Linked DNA regions of Homo sapiens: region 1 is linked to region 2. A link is an interaction called in ENCODE POLR2A ChIA-PET data of the cell type or tissue named here. Cell type or tissue: OCI-LY7. All regions are shown on one strand. Links, peaks and the distances in the headings refer to the core of each region. The heading gives the core; the rest is flanking DNA. Region 1 overlaps HTR2A (5-hydroxytryptamine receptor 2A). Region 2 has its middle 85 kb from the start of HTR2A.

Region 1 (6,696 bases), core at 1,084-6,083, 150 kb before region 2:
ATCTTATTCAAGTTTTTTAAAAGAGTAATTCCATCCCTAGACTTCCCACACTTAGTGGTCTTACATAAAACATACACATAGCAGACCCTCACTAGCAAACCTATTAAGAGAATAAATGAGTTTGCAGCACTAGTTGCTCAACCCAATTTGAGTATAGTTTTTGCTTATGTCACACACTGAACACACAGTTAAATAAACTTTTACTTCTTCCCTCTCTAATGCTGTTGGCTCCCTCAGAGCATCTCCTGCATAAATAACCTGCACCTGAGTCTTAACTCTGCTCTTAGGGTCACCCTAACTAAGACAAGATTATCTGAATAATGGCATATTACTTTTCAATATCTGAAATAAGTGTAGGACAGGAAGTACAAATTGTGCTGTTTTTCTAGAAGACAGAATAAATACTTTTTTAAGGTCTCATAATCTCAATTATAAATGAAAACTTAAGTGACCTTGGCATACTGTCAATGTAAATCTAGCTTTTAAAAAAGAGATCTTCTCTGCGCCATGAATTCTAAATCTATCTGGGCTTTTTAATTTTAACCCTTCAGGGAAATTGAACTCAAATAGTAGGAGCACTTGTTCTTCAGGAAGCCTGAGGGTTATTAAAAAGGCCAATCCAAAATATTGTAGTAGCTATGAAACTGCAGAAGAGAGCCCAACTGTGAGGAAAATGCCAATGTACAAACATTTATGTTGATATTTGCCTCCTGGGCTCATATCTTAGAAACTTCTTAGATACTTAGCAATTTGATTTATCTCATCCCATATAAAAGATAAAGTTGTCATTTATTTGAAATCCATCTAGAGAATTTAAGAAAACATGAGGGTTCTGCATTCCAGATTATCCTTGGCACCTGAAGCAGTGCCTTGGTTCAACAAGGCCTTGTCTGGACTCTCTAGTGTTCAGATAAGCATAGACATAGAAGAGACTCCTTGCTGAGATAATTGACCCTAAGTCCCTTATTATATGCTTCAAGGAGGAAAAACTCAGATTCGTCCAAGGTCAGACAACAGCAGCAGGCTGGACCTCGGTTTCCTGTCTGTCTTCTGCTGTGACTGGGCCACATGAAAAAAGGTTCCAATTGGGTATGAAGACTTCCCATAAAACGCTGGCTCAGATGGACATACTGGTGTTAATATCAAAAAAGAAGGTCAGAGTTGGGCCGGGCATGGTGGCTCACGCCTGTAATCCCAGCACTTTGGGAGGCCGAGGCGAGGGGATCACAAGGTCAGGAGTTCAAGACCAGCCTGACCAACATGGTGAAACCCCACCTCTACTAAAAATACAAAAAATTAGCCAGGCGTGGTGGTGCGCACCTGTAATCCCTGCTACTAAGGAGGCTGAGGCAGGAGAATTGCTTGAACCCTGGGAGGCGGAGGTCACAGTGAGCTGAGATCACACCATTGCACTCCAGCCTGGGTGATACAGCAGGACTCCACCTCAAAAGAAAAAAAAAAAAAAAGAAAGAGTTAAGACTGGTGTGTAAACCATTAAGGAAAAAATTTTTAAAAATTTTGTTTTAGCAAGCCGCATGCCAAAATAATCAGAAATTCACAAAGAAGTCTTGTCTCATTGCATATTTGCTGGGACAAATGCATCATTAATGTTCTTAGTTTAGAATGAAATCTTCAAAGTCTTGAATGTTTCTTTCAAAATCATCATTATTATTGTGGATTAAATTCAATATTAAGTTATAAAACTTTATATAAGTTATGAAGTGTTTGAAGATACTTGTTTTTTTGTTGTTGTTGTTGGTCATTTCAGGGATACCAAGAAAACATTTCTTGTCCCCAAATTTTCTTCTCACTTGTCTCCTTGATGCCTAACATTTTTCCTTTGATTTCTGCCTTTTGGGTTTTCATCATGGTGGGCTGCTGAAGAGATGTCAATGATACACAATGGCATATCAGCTTCAGTTACTTAGTAGTAGTCTTCCAGAGAGTTGACACCCAAGGGAATGGCATATGGGATGGAAAGTTTTTATGTAAGTCATAAGAGAGAGCACCAAAGAAGGGAGATCTGCATTAAGGTGGGGACAAAGCAGAAGTAAATTTTTTGAAAAAGAGAAACACCAAGAGAGTAGCAGAAGCTGCTGAATTATAATATTGCCTATCCCACAGTTTTGGCTAGAATTTGCTCTGATGGCTAATAATTTACAGAGGCTTTGGAGTTGTTCCTTTTTACTAACACACTGATTACATTTACATGGTGTTTTACAAGTTATCAAGCACAGCCATAGGCATGATCTTATCTAAATTACTCTGTCAGTTAGCCAGGATGGGTACCAGCAGCTCCATTTTACAGACAGTGAAATCAAGGCCCAGAGTTGTTAAGAGACTGGTTCCAACTCACATAAGCAGTGAATGGAGAAGCCAACATGGGAACTCTCCTATTGTGGTTTTGACAGGTGATCTTTCCCCTGCACTGCATGAGGTTGGGAAAATATTTTATGCTTTGGAGTCAGATGACCCAGGCTTAAACTTGCCAATTTTCTTGCCAGCAGTGTGACTTTAAATATGTTACTAACTACTCTGAATCTCTGTTTCTTCATCTGTAAAAAAGAAAAATAATTCTACCTTGTCAGATTGTTGTGAAAATTCCATTTGGTGAAGCAAGGAAAGCAACCAGCTTAATGCTTGGCACACAGTAGGCACTCAATATACTTTCCCTGCAGTTAAAGATGAAATGATGAATGAGGGTAACTGTTAAATGACACCATGCCTCCTTGGTTTACTTTAATTCCTGAAATGATCTCCTGTGAAAGAGAGAGAGTGTGTGTGCATATGTTAATGCATCTGTGCGTGTGCACACCTGTGTGCATGTCCTGGTGTACACCACACGCACCTGTGCACATCTCTTAGGGCACTGAAGTTGTTCTCTATGTTCTTAGGCTTCGTGGAACCAGACATAGTGATCAAACATGGAGCATATTTCTACTGCAGATAACTAGAAACTGGATCATGGCGATAAAGCTAATCCAACTGGATGGATCCTAGCTCTGTGACATGGCTGACTTCCAGAAGCACAGGCTTTTTTGCTCTCGAATATCAGGATGATACCTGGAGTTCTGAGTCTGATGACCTGGAAGATTTGGGGTAATTCCGTTTAGTAGACACAGCTATGGACTCACACAAAATTCATTCATTTTTGAGTCTACTTTATTTACAGTTATTTATCCTTTCTTGAAAACTTTTAGCATCGCCTTGATTAAAATAAGTTCATAAAATAATCTTCACTGTATTTGTTACATATGGCACAGAATAATTTAGCACTTTATAAATATGTCTCATTGATGCACAAATGGGAGGAGCACCCTTTGCTGAAAGCAGTACAGTGACTTAGTTCAATTTGGCTACGGTAGCACTTTAAAAAATTACCATGAGATGGCGCTGTGGCCAAGTAAATGCAGTATGCTTTAAACAGTTTTCCCTAATTATGGCAGTTAATTGCTTTTTTTTGAATATAGAGGAATCTATCATTCAACTTAAAGTAGAGCAAGGTTTGTTACTCCGTTTTAATAGTATTCATTAAAAGTGAATCCTTTAATCACAGATCCATAAATCATTTGACAACTGTGTTTCACTTAGGTGTGAGTCTGTTTAAAAAGCCATAGTAGTCAGAAAATTGCCAGACTAAACAAAGGGCCCAAAGGTACCATTTTATTTAGGATCAAGAAACTATATATGTGGACCATTGTTTTCGCCATCCTCATAGACTTGTCTTAAAGTTCTTCCACAAAATTAGATTAATTTCCAGTTTATTTAAAGAGCTGATATTTTTGTTACACTTTAATCTGCTTTGCAGCAATGGAAGGTCATAGAAATATTAGAACATGAATTCACATTTAAATAAACATGATACAAACATGCACACATGTGTATATACTGAGTGTTTTCATTGACTTGCTTTTCGTCCATATAAATATATAAATATTGAATAAAGTGCATGAGAACATGTCTGTACATATATACAGCTACACATTTGCCTATACAGTATACACTTGAATAGATACTTATGGAAGAAAAAAACACATACACATTTGTAATATATAGGTAGTCAAAAGACATCTATCAGGCAACATTAATGTACATTCTGATCAAGATTGAGTATATGGGGGTAGAATCTGTAATCTTTTCCCTAATATATAATGAAATGTGCAGAGTTACAAGTGAAGGCAAAATACATTAGAGTGGAGACATTTTAACATTTATATTTTCATCAGTTAGTATGGTATATCATAAGGAGTAGTTCAGTTCAAATGCAGCCTTGGTACTAGCAGCATATTATACATTCTATCTTTGAAACAGTGAACCATCTTTCAACATATCTATGAGGACATAATGAGAATTTTATGCATTTCCAAATTACACAATGACACTTCCCACATTCTTTAGTTTTCAAATCTGTATTTTTTTCCCAAAGGTTTAGGGCAAACACTATTTCTCATTCAATAGAAATGCTTCAGCATTGTAATCATATATATAACATTGATTCTAATAACAACATGCAATTTAACCTTGAGTGTTATAATATCAAGGTGGATTAACTGTTGTTAATCTCTTTTTCTCTTTAGTAACCATTTCAATGAAATATTATAATATCTGCTTTTCTATTAGGGAGCCCAGTGTCAATGAGTAATACTGAAATGAGTGAGTTTTTGGAGAAATAGAAGAAAAATTTTGCTCAAAACTATGGTAGTTATAAACTGGCTTGAGATTGAGGTGCGTATTTCTAAATTAATTGCAATGTTAAGCCTCAAGTGATATTTTCCCCCTCCTTTATTTGTTTGGTGTTTATTGGTAACCAATCAGGAAAACTTATTTTTAAAACTACTCTCACAGTTGAAACAAACTTGTTTCTGAACCAGGTAAGAAGGAAATAAGTTGAAATGATTCTAAAAATAAGTCTGTATATATTTTTTGACTAAGACCATTTCAGTTTAGTCATTTTCTTTTTTTCTTTCTTTTTTTTTGTGATAGGGTCTCACTCTGTTGCCCAGGAGGAAATGGCAGTGGTGTGAACTTGGCTCACTGCAGCCTTGAGCTTCTGGGCTCAAGTGATCCTTGCGTCTCAGCCTCCCCTGTAGCTGGGACCACAGTTGTGTGCCACAAGGATCAGATAATTTTTTGATTTTTTTTGTAGAGACAGGGAGGTCTCACTTTGTTACCCAGGTTGGTCTCAAACTCTTGGCCTCAAGTGATCCTCCCATCTCAGCCTCCCAAAGTGCTAGGATTACATGCACGAGCCTCCGTGCCTGGCCGAGCCATTTCGTTTGAAGGCAAGGATTTTGTTTTAATTATTTTTATATTTCTCATATCTAGAAATTTGCTTCACACATAAATGTACACTCAATAGATGATTGTGGAACCAAGCAGAATGGTTTTAATAAATAGTATAAACCGATGGATCTGAAAGCATCAGTTTACCTGATGAGTGTCATAGGAAAGTCACCTGCTTTTTACAGAGATGTCCTAGGACTCTACCACTGTCAGTAGCCGGAAACCTGAGTTCATCCTCAATCCTGACACAGTTACATCAATATACATTTACTGCTCAAAAGAGTGCATGCATGATGCAGTCATTTCACAGCAAGTTACCAAATACCTCGATAGTGCTGTTTTAGAGAAGCAATTGCTAGAAAGGCATTTGGTAATGTTAAATCATCCTTTTGCTAGTTTACCTAGAGGAACAAATATTAAACAAGACCACACTGGAAATTCAGAGTAAAGCACAAGAAGTAGAAGAGAAAGCAGCAATAGTTATTGAATAACATTTGAAGTCTTTTTCACTTCTGAGAATTAACTTGAAATGCAGCAAATGCCAGCAACCTTGTGAATATTTCAAAATGGTATCTATGAAAAAGCAGGAATGAAAAATGTTGTCAAGTATTTCATTTAATTATCTTAGCAATACAGATTTTATAACACTGACCTTAGTGGCTTTTTTTTTCTCCTTTCAAAATATATACCATAGTAAGTTTTAAAGATAATTTTTAAGAGGCCATTATATTCAATAAAATTTTCACTATTTATAGCTATTTTTATTTACAGCAATAGGTAACCAACTCAATCCCATGTCATCAATGAACAGCATAGCAGCAAGGTTTCCACTTGAAAATAGAAGTTAATTTAGATTTACTTAGGGCTTCATAATTATACAATAAAAGTGAATCATTTTAAAGACATATCATTTACAATGTTATAAATAAGTATCAGAAAGCTCACAGCTGAAATGCTGTCAGAACATTTTCCAAGCACACATTTTGTAGCATTGAACCCCGCTTTTCATTGACAGAATAAAATGAGGCATACAGATATGATCGTTGGTTCCACTAGACTTGTCTAATTTTTTCCAATCTCATATTTTTTTTTTTCCAGATAGGTGAAAACTTGCTCAGTGTGCCTTCCACAGTTGCCACGGCAACTAGCCTATCACACACAGCTCACCTTTTCATTCACTCCGTCGCTATTGTCTTTAGAAGCCTCTTCAGAATGCTGCTTTCCTAGAGCAACCATTGAGCAGTCATTATCTGTTGTCTTGGCATCTTGCTTTGAATTCTTTTTTTGTCCCATTTGAAGTTGGCTAGACTTGTAGGCCAAAGCCGGTATTGTGTTCACTAAAATTAACTGCAATGGTTTTTTGTTTTCCTTGTACTGACACTGAATATACCGTGAAAAGGCTGACCTATAGGT
Region 2 (6,696 bases), core at 605-5,604:
CTCCCCCCACCCCACAACAGGCCCTGGTGTGTGATGTTCCCCTTGCTGTGTCCATGTGTTCTCATTGTTCAATTCCCACCTATGAGTGAGAACATGCGGTGTTTGGTTTTTTGTCCTTGCGATAGTTTGCTGAGAATGATGGTTTCCAGCTTCATCCATGTCCCTACAAAGTGCATGAACTCATCCTTTTTTATGGCTGCATAGTATTCCATGGTGTATATGTGCCACATTTTCTTAATCCAGTCTATCATTGATGGACATTTGGCTTGGTTCCAAGTCTTTGCTATTGTGAATAGTCCCACAATAAACATACGTGTGCATATGTCTTTATAGCAGCATGATTTATAATCCTTTGGGTATATACCCAGTAATGGGATGGCTGGGTCAAATGGTATTTCTAGTTCCAGATCCCTGAGGAATCGCCACAGTGACTTCCACAATGGTTGAACTAGTTTACAGTCCCACCAACAGTGTAAAAGTGTTCCTATTTCTCCACATCCTCTCCAGCACCTGTTTCCTGACTTTTTAATGATCGCCATTCTAACTGGTGTGAGATGGCATCTCATTGTGGTTTTGATTTGCATTTCTCTGATGGCCAAGGACTGGGTAATTTATAAAGGAAGGAGGCTTAATTGACTCACAGTTCTGCGTGGCTGGGGAGGCCTCAGGATGCCTATAATCACTGCAGAAGGGGAAGCAAACTCATCCTTCTTCACATGGTGGCAGCAAGGAGAAGTGCTGAGCTAAAGGGGAAAAGCCCCTTATAAAACCATCAGATCTCGTGAGAACCCACTCACTATCACGAGAACAGCATGAGGGTAACTGTCCCCATGATTAAATTACATCCCACTAGGTCCCTCCTACGACACATGGGGATTATAATAACTACAATTCAGGATGAGATTTGGGTGGGGATATAGCCAAACCATATCAGATTATAAGAGATCACTATGAACAATTATGTACCACTAAATTATGTAATCCAGGAGAAATGGATAAATTCCTAGGAATATAAAACTGTCAAGATTGAGCTATGAAGAAATAGAAAATCTGAATAAATCTATAATTTGTAAGGAGGTTGAATCAGTAATCTTCCAACAAAGCAAAACACAGAACTAGTTGACTTAACTGAATAATTCTATCAATCCTTCTCAAACTCTTCCAAAAATTATAGAGGATAGAATATTTCCAAATACACTTTTCAAAGGCCAGGATTATCCTGATAGCAAAGTCAGGCAAATACACTACAAGAAATGAAAACTCCAGGCTACTGTCTCTGATGAACATAGATGCAAAAATCCTCATAAAAATTCTAGCAAGCTGAATTCAATGGTACATCAAAAGGATCATGTACCATGACCAAGTGGGATTTTTCCCTGAGATGAAAGGATGGTTCAACATTTAAAAATCAATCAATATGATACACCACATGAACAGAACTAAGGATAAAAATTACATGATCATCTCAATAGATGCAGTAAAAACATTTGAAAATATTCAACACCTTTACAAGATTAATAAAAACATTTGAAAAAATAGGAATAAAAGAAAATTACCTCAGCATTATAAAGGCAATATATGACAAACAGCAGACGTATTCAATAGTGAAAAACTAACAGCTTTTTCTCTAAGATCAGGAAGAAGAAAAGAATGCCCATCCTCACTATTTCTATTTAACATAGTACTGGAAGTCTTAGCTAAACAAAAGAGATAAAAGGCATCTAAATCTGAAAGGAAGATGTAATATTTATTATTTCTATTCACAGATGATGTCTTATATGTAGAAACAACTCTGCCATACACACACAAACTGTTGAATAAATTCAAAGTTGTAAGATATAAAATCAACATATAAAATAAGCTCTTTTTATATGCTGACATGAACAATCTGAAAAAGATAATTAAGAAAATAATTCCACTTACAATATCAAAAAATAATCAGGACTAAACTTGACCAGGGATAAAAATACTTATCCACCGAAAATTTTAAAAACATGGCTGGAAGGAATTAAAGATACAAATAAATGGGAAGATATCCTGTGTTCATAGATTGAAAGACTTAATATTGTTAAAACACTCATCCTGCCCAAAGTAATCTACAGAATTAATGCATTCCCTATTAAAATTCCAATGCTTTTTTCTTTTCAGTAATAGGAAAACAATCCTAAAATTCATATGGGACTCCAAAGAGTCCCAGATAGCCAAAACAATCTTGAGAAAGAACAAAACTAGAGGCCTCATACTTCCTGACTTCAAAATATATTAGAAAGCTATAGTATCAGAACAGTATGCTACTCGCATAAAAACAGACATATAAAGCAATGGAACAGAATCAAGAGCCCAGGAATAAACACATCCATATACCGTCAAATGATCTTTGACAAGTGTGCTAAAATCACCAAGGGAGAAATATAGTCTCTTCAACAAATAGTGTTGGGAAAACTGGATATCCATGTTGAAAATAATGAAATTGATGGATATGTTAATTAGCTTGGTGTAATCTTTCTACAATGTATATATAGATTAAAACATTACTTTGTACCCCATAAATATACACGATTATTATTTGTCAATCAAAAATGAATAAAATTGGACCCTTATACCATATACAAAATATAGACTCAAAATGGATTAAAGACTGAAACATAGTCCTAAAACTATAAAACTAGAAGAAAACATAGGAAAAAAACTTTATGACATTGGTCTTGGCAAGGATTTCTTGAATGTGACACCAAATGTGAATGTAACACAAAAAGCCCAAGATACAACACCAAAATGGGCAAGTGAGACTACATCGAACTAAAAAGCTTTATGGCAAAGGAAACAGTCCACAGAATAAAAAGGCAACCTATGGAATGCGAGAAAATATTTGCAAACCATGTGTTTAATAAGGGATTAATAATCCAAAATATATAATAAACTCCTAAAACTCAGTGTTTAACATCCCTAAGGAATGAAAAAGCTACAAGATATCACCTCACACCTAAGACGGCCATTATAAAAAACAAATAACGAATATCAGGATATAGAGAAATTGAAACCCTTGTGTGTTTTTGGGAATGTAAAATTGTGTAGCTTCTATGAAAAATGGTGGGGTCTTTCCTCAAAAAAGACTAGGACTAACATATGATCCAGCCATCCCACTCCAGGTATTCAAATAATTCAGAACAAGGCCTCAGATAGATACTTGCACTCCCATGCTTACTGCAGCACTATTCACAATGACCAAGAGGTGGAAACAACTTACATGTTTGTAAGTGGATGAATGGATTGAGAATATGTGAAATAGAAACACATAATAGAATATTATTTAGTCTTAAGGAAATTCTGTCCCACGCTATATGGATGAATCTTGTGGGTTTTACGCTATGTGACATAAGTGAGCCACAAAAGGCCAAATATTGCATGATTCCACTTAGATGAGGTTTCTAGAACAGTCAAACTTATAGAAGCAGAAAGTAGAGTGATGGTTTCCAGGAGTGGGGAGAATGGGGAATTGCTGTTCAATGGATACAGAGTTGCAGTCATCCAAAATGAATAAGTTCAAGAGAACTGCCCTACAACAATGTGCATATAGTAAACCACACCGTTCTGTCTGTACACTGAGATTTGCTAAAAGGCTAGATTTTATGTTAAGTATTTTCTACTACTTTCTTTTTTAAAAAGAATATAGTATCCAATGGAACTGCCATCATCTGTTGCTCCTCCCACCTATCTGTACCAAATTCCTGTGAAAGGTAGAAAATAAACAAATGAACCATGTTAAATTTTGGACCTGAAGATAGATATGTTAAATGCGAACTGATTTATTGAAGCCCCTGGTTTAGGAAAACCTGTGAGTTTTTCAGTGATTCATGATATTAGTGTTCATAATGTGGATGATTACTTTTTTCAAGCAGTTTTAGATTTACAGCAATATTGAGAAGAAGGTACAAAGACATCCCATATACCCACTGCCCTCCCCTGCTGGCCTCCTCCATTATCAACACCCCCCACCCGTGTGGTACATTTGTTACAATCAATGAACATACATTGACATATCGCTATCATCACTCAAAGTTCACAGTTTATATTAGGGCTCACTCTTGCTGTTGTACATTCTATGGGTTTGAATAAATGTATAATGTCATGTGTTCACCATTAAAGTATCATACAGAGTATTTTCACTGCCTTAAAAATCCTCTGTGCTCTGCCTATTCCTTCCTCCCTATCCCCAAACCCCAGCTACCTCTGAGCTTTTGTACTGTCTCCATAGTTTTGCCTTTTTAAAACAAATTATCTTTGCTTTTGAAAAGACATAGAATAATAATTACAACATTATATATAGATGTGTATCTATGCAATATAGGGTTTCCCTGGTGTAAGGCAGTAAGAAGGGGTGAGTAAAAGTATAGAGGGAGCTAGGTCTGAAATTAGAAATAGGTGTCCTTCCCTTTTACATGGATGGAGGAGGGTGATTGGTTTTGGAACAGGAAGTTCAGGGAAGCTTCACCAGAACTTGCCTTAGCCCTTAGCATCCCTAGCCAGGTGTGTTCACTAACCCTTGTTCTGAGGAATAGCACTGTGGCAGAACAGATGTTGGCACTGGGCCCTGGTAGGTAGGGTTCTTGTCCCTCTTTTACTGGCTGGTGAAGGCACGTGGGAATAGTTCTCAAATATGGTTTTCCTGTCTGTAAAATTAGGAAACTGATTTATCAGACCTAGATTGATTGCCTGGACTTTTCATCACAGTCTCAATCTCAAATCTGAGGTTCCCTTCTCTGACTGTACATCGATTTTGGCTTTGTATATGTGGCCACTGAACTTCTCAGGTCTGTCCCAGACTGAATCTTTGATCTTTTTTCACTTCTGCAAAATGCAGGAAGCCCTTTCTTTGTTGTGGTCCCTGTGATGCAAGCTTGGTCAAAAGAAGAAAAGAGCAGAGCTGTGATAAGCTGATTTTAGCAGCAGCGCTCCATTTAGCACCAGGCTGTGTATCCCCCATGAACAGCACAGCCCACTGGGTGCTGGTGGCAGGAATGGCTTTTTGCAGAGACCAAGTGGGTCCAAATGAGAAGGGATTTTCCCATCTTGAACTCCTCTCTTCTGCTGAATTTTCACTGGGGTATAATTTGTTAGTATCTGGCATCGATCCCCCTGCAGGTCATCATACCCATTCCTTTCAGAATGTGGCTGGTAGTCATGGGCAGGGAGAGAGGGACCTTGTATGGAGTTTTGCAGACAGGGCTTCTGATCCCATATACTACAAAATCATTAAAAAACCACCTATCATGCACATGCTGTAAGGTAGGCATTGTGAAAAATGTTTTTCCGTACATTCACTCCCTTATTTTGGTCACTAAACTGCATGTTCATTATCTTTTCAACCACAGGCTTTTGTCCAACATTATAATATTGAGACCTATGGCATACCCTATACTCTTTGTTTCCATCTTCCAGATCCCGAGTCCAGCTACCAGCTCACTACACCTCTGCTGTCCTGCTGTACTTGTATCTTTAAGACACCTGTGAGACCTTTTCTGTGCTTTCAGTTTTATGTGATGGCTTGGCATGCAAACACAAGTATCTCTAGGAAGGCATTCAGGCCTTGAGAACCCTTTGGGGTGTAGTAACAGGAACTTCCTCTTGTGAATCATGCCTTTCATGTAAGAGCAGTCCTGTTAGGAGCACATTATTGACCTCTGCACCTATTCATCAGCCAGAAAGTGTTTATTTACTGAGTATATCCTGAGGTACTGAGATCATTGTCATTGCAGTGTTATTTTGGATTAAATATACATTTGTATTTTTGAAAATTTTGGCATAGTCTACTTTCCCTTGAAAAGAATAACATCAGTAATAACTGGCTGATTTAGGAATCTGTTGACTAGCTTGTCATATAATAGCTTATTTTTCCCCCTTTGAAACTGAAATAGTTGGATTTCTGTAACCTGTGGTATTTTTCTTGGGAATCATATATGTAAAGACTAAATTAGAGGTGAAACTAAGTTTAGTTTGTACATTAGATTTAATTAGTATGAAATTAATTTTAATGTTCTTTTTTTTTGAGACAGAGTCTCACTCTATTGCCTCAATTACTCCAAATTAATTTTCATCGGAACTTCAATAAACATTTTTTTTTTTTGAGACAGTCTCACTCTGTCTCCCGGGCTGGAGTGCATTGGCATGATCTCAGCTCACTGCAACCTCTGCCTCCCGGGTTTAAGCGATTCTCCTGCCTCAGCCTCCCGAGTAGCTGTGATTACAGGTGTGTGCCACTAAGCCTGGATAATTTTTGTATTTTTAGTAGAGAGGGGTTTTTGCCATGTTGGCCAGGCTGGTCTCGAACTCCTGATCTCAAGTGATCTCCCCATCTCGACCTCCCAAAGTGCTGAGATTATAGGTGTGAGCCACCATGCCTGGCACTGATAGTCTTTTGAGAGAAATGTATTTGTTCATTAAATGTAGTTCAAACAATTCTGTTTCCTCTCAAAAACATTGAATAATTTGGGGAGAAAAACTAACAGATATGTAACTATTAGAGAAGTATCAAGTGTGTTGTATGTGAATTTAAATATCATAGAGAAGGAAAGGTCAGTATAGGTTGAATGAATCTCTTTAAATTATAAACAGCCTATTCCTGCCTCTGGTTGGTTTTATACAAAATGTATTAGTTGAATTTCCCTATACTCAGACCATAGTACTGATAGCTCACCA

What was found. ChIA-PET counts read pairs that join two places held together with the same protein. Peaks named below come from ENCODE experiments on the same cell type or tissue, not always from the same donor. Only the 100,000 strongest peaks of a DNase experiment are listed, where the experiment ranks them.
Region 1: POLR2A ChIA-PET joins it to region 2 with 6 read pairs; 1 of 35 experiments calls an interaction of 5 or more read pairs at or near these places.

What each region holds. Positions count from the first base shown.
Region 1 is chr13:46,828,402-46,835,097 of GRCh38, forward strand. It overlaps HTR2A (5-hydroxytryptamine receptor 2A), which reads right to left. Exons shown (of 4, transcript NM_000621.5): 4 at 3,145-6,696. The coding sequence ends at 6,436. Among named protein-coding and RNA genes, the nearest start is that of HTR2A-AS1, 20 kb to the right of the region's middle. In OCI-LY7, for the core only: CTCF peaks have their summits at 3,380 (motif pointing right) and 3,595; a DNase peak (open chromatin) is centred at 3,380.
Region 2 is chr13:46,978,488-46,985,183 of GRCh38, forward strand. No RefSeq gene overlaps it. Among named protein-coding and RNA genes, the nearest start is that of HTR2A, 85 kb to the left of the region's middle. In OCI-LY7, for the core only: a CTCF peak has its summit at 5,058; DNase peaks (open chromatin) are centred at 4,544, 4,894 and 5,584; H3K4me3 peaks cover 1,893 bases; H3K27ac peaks cover 2,271 bases.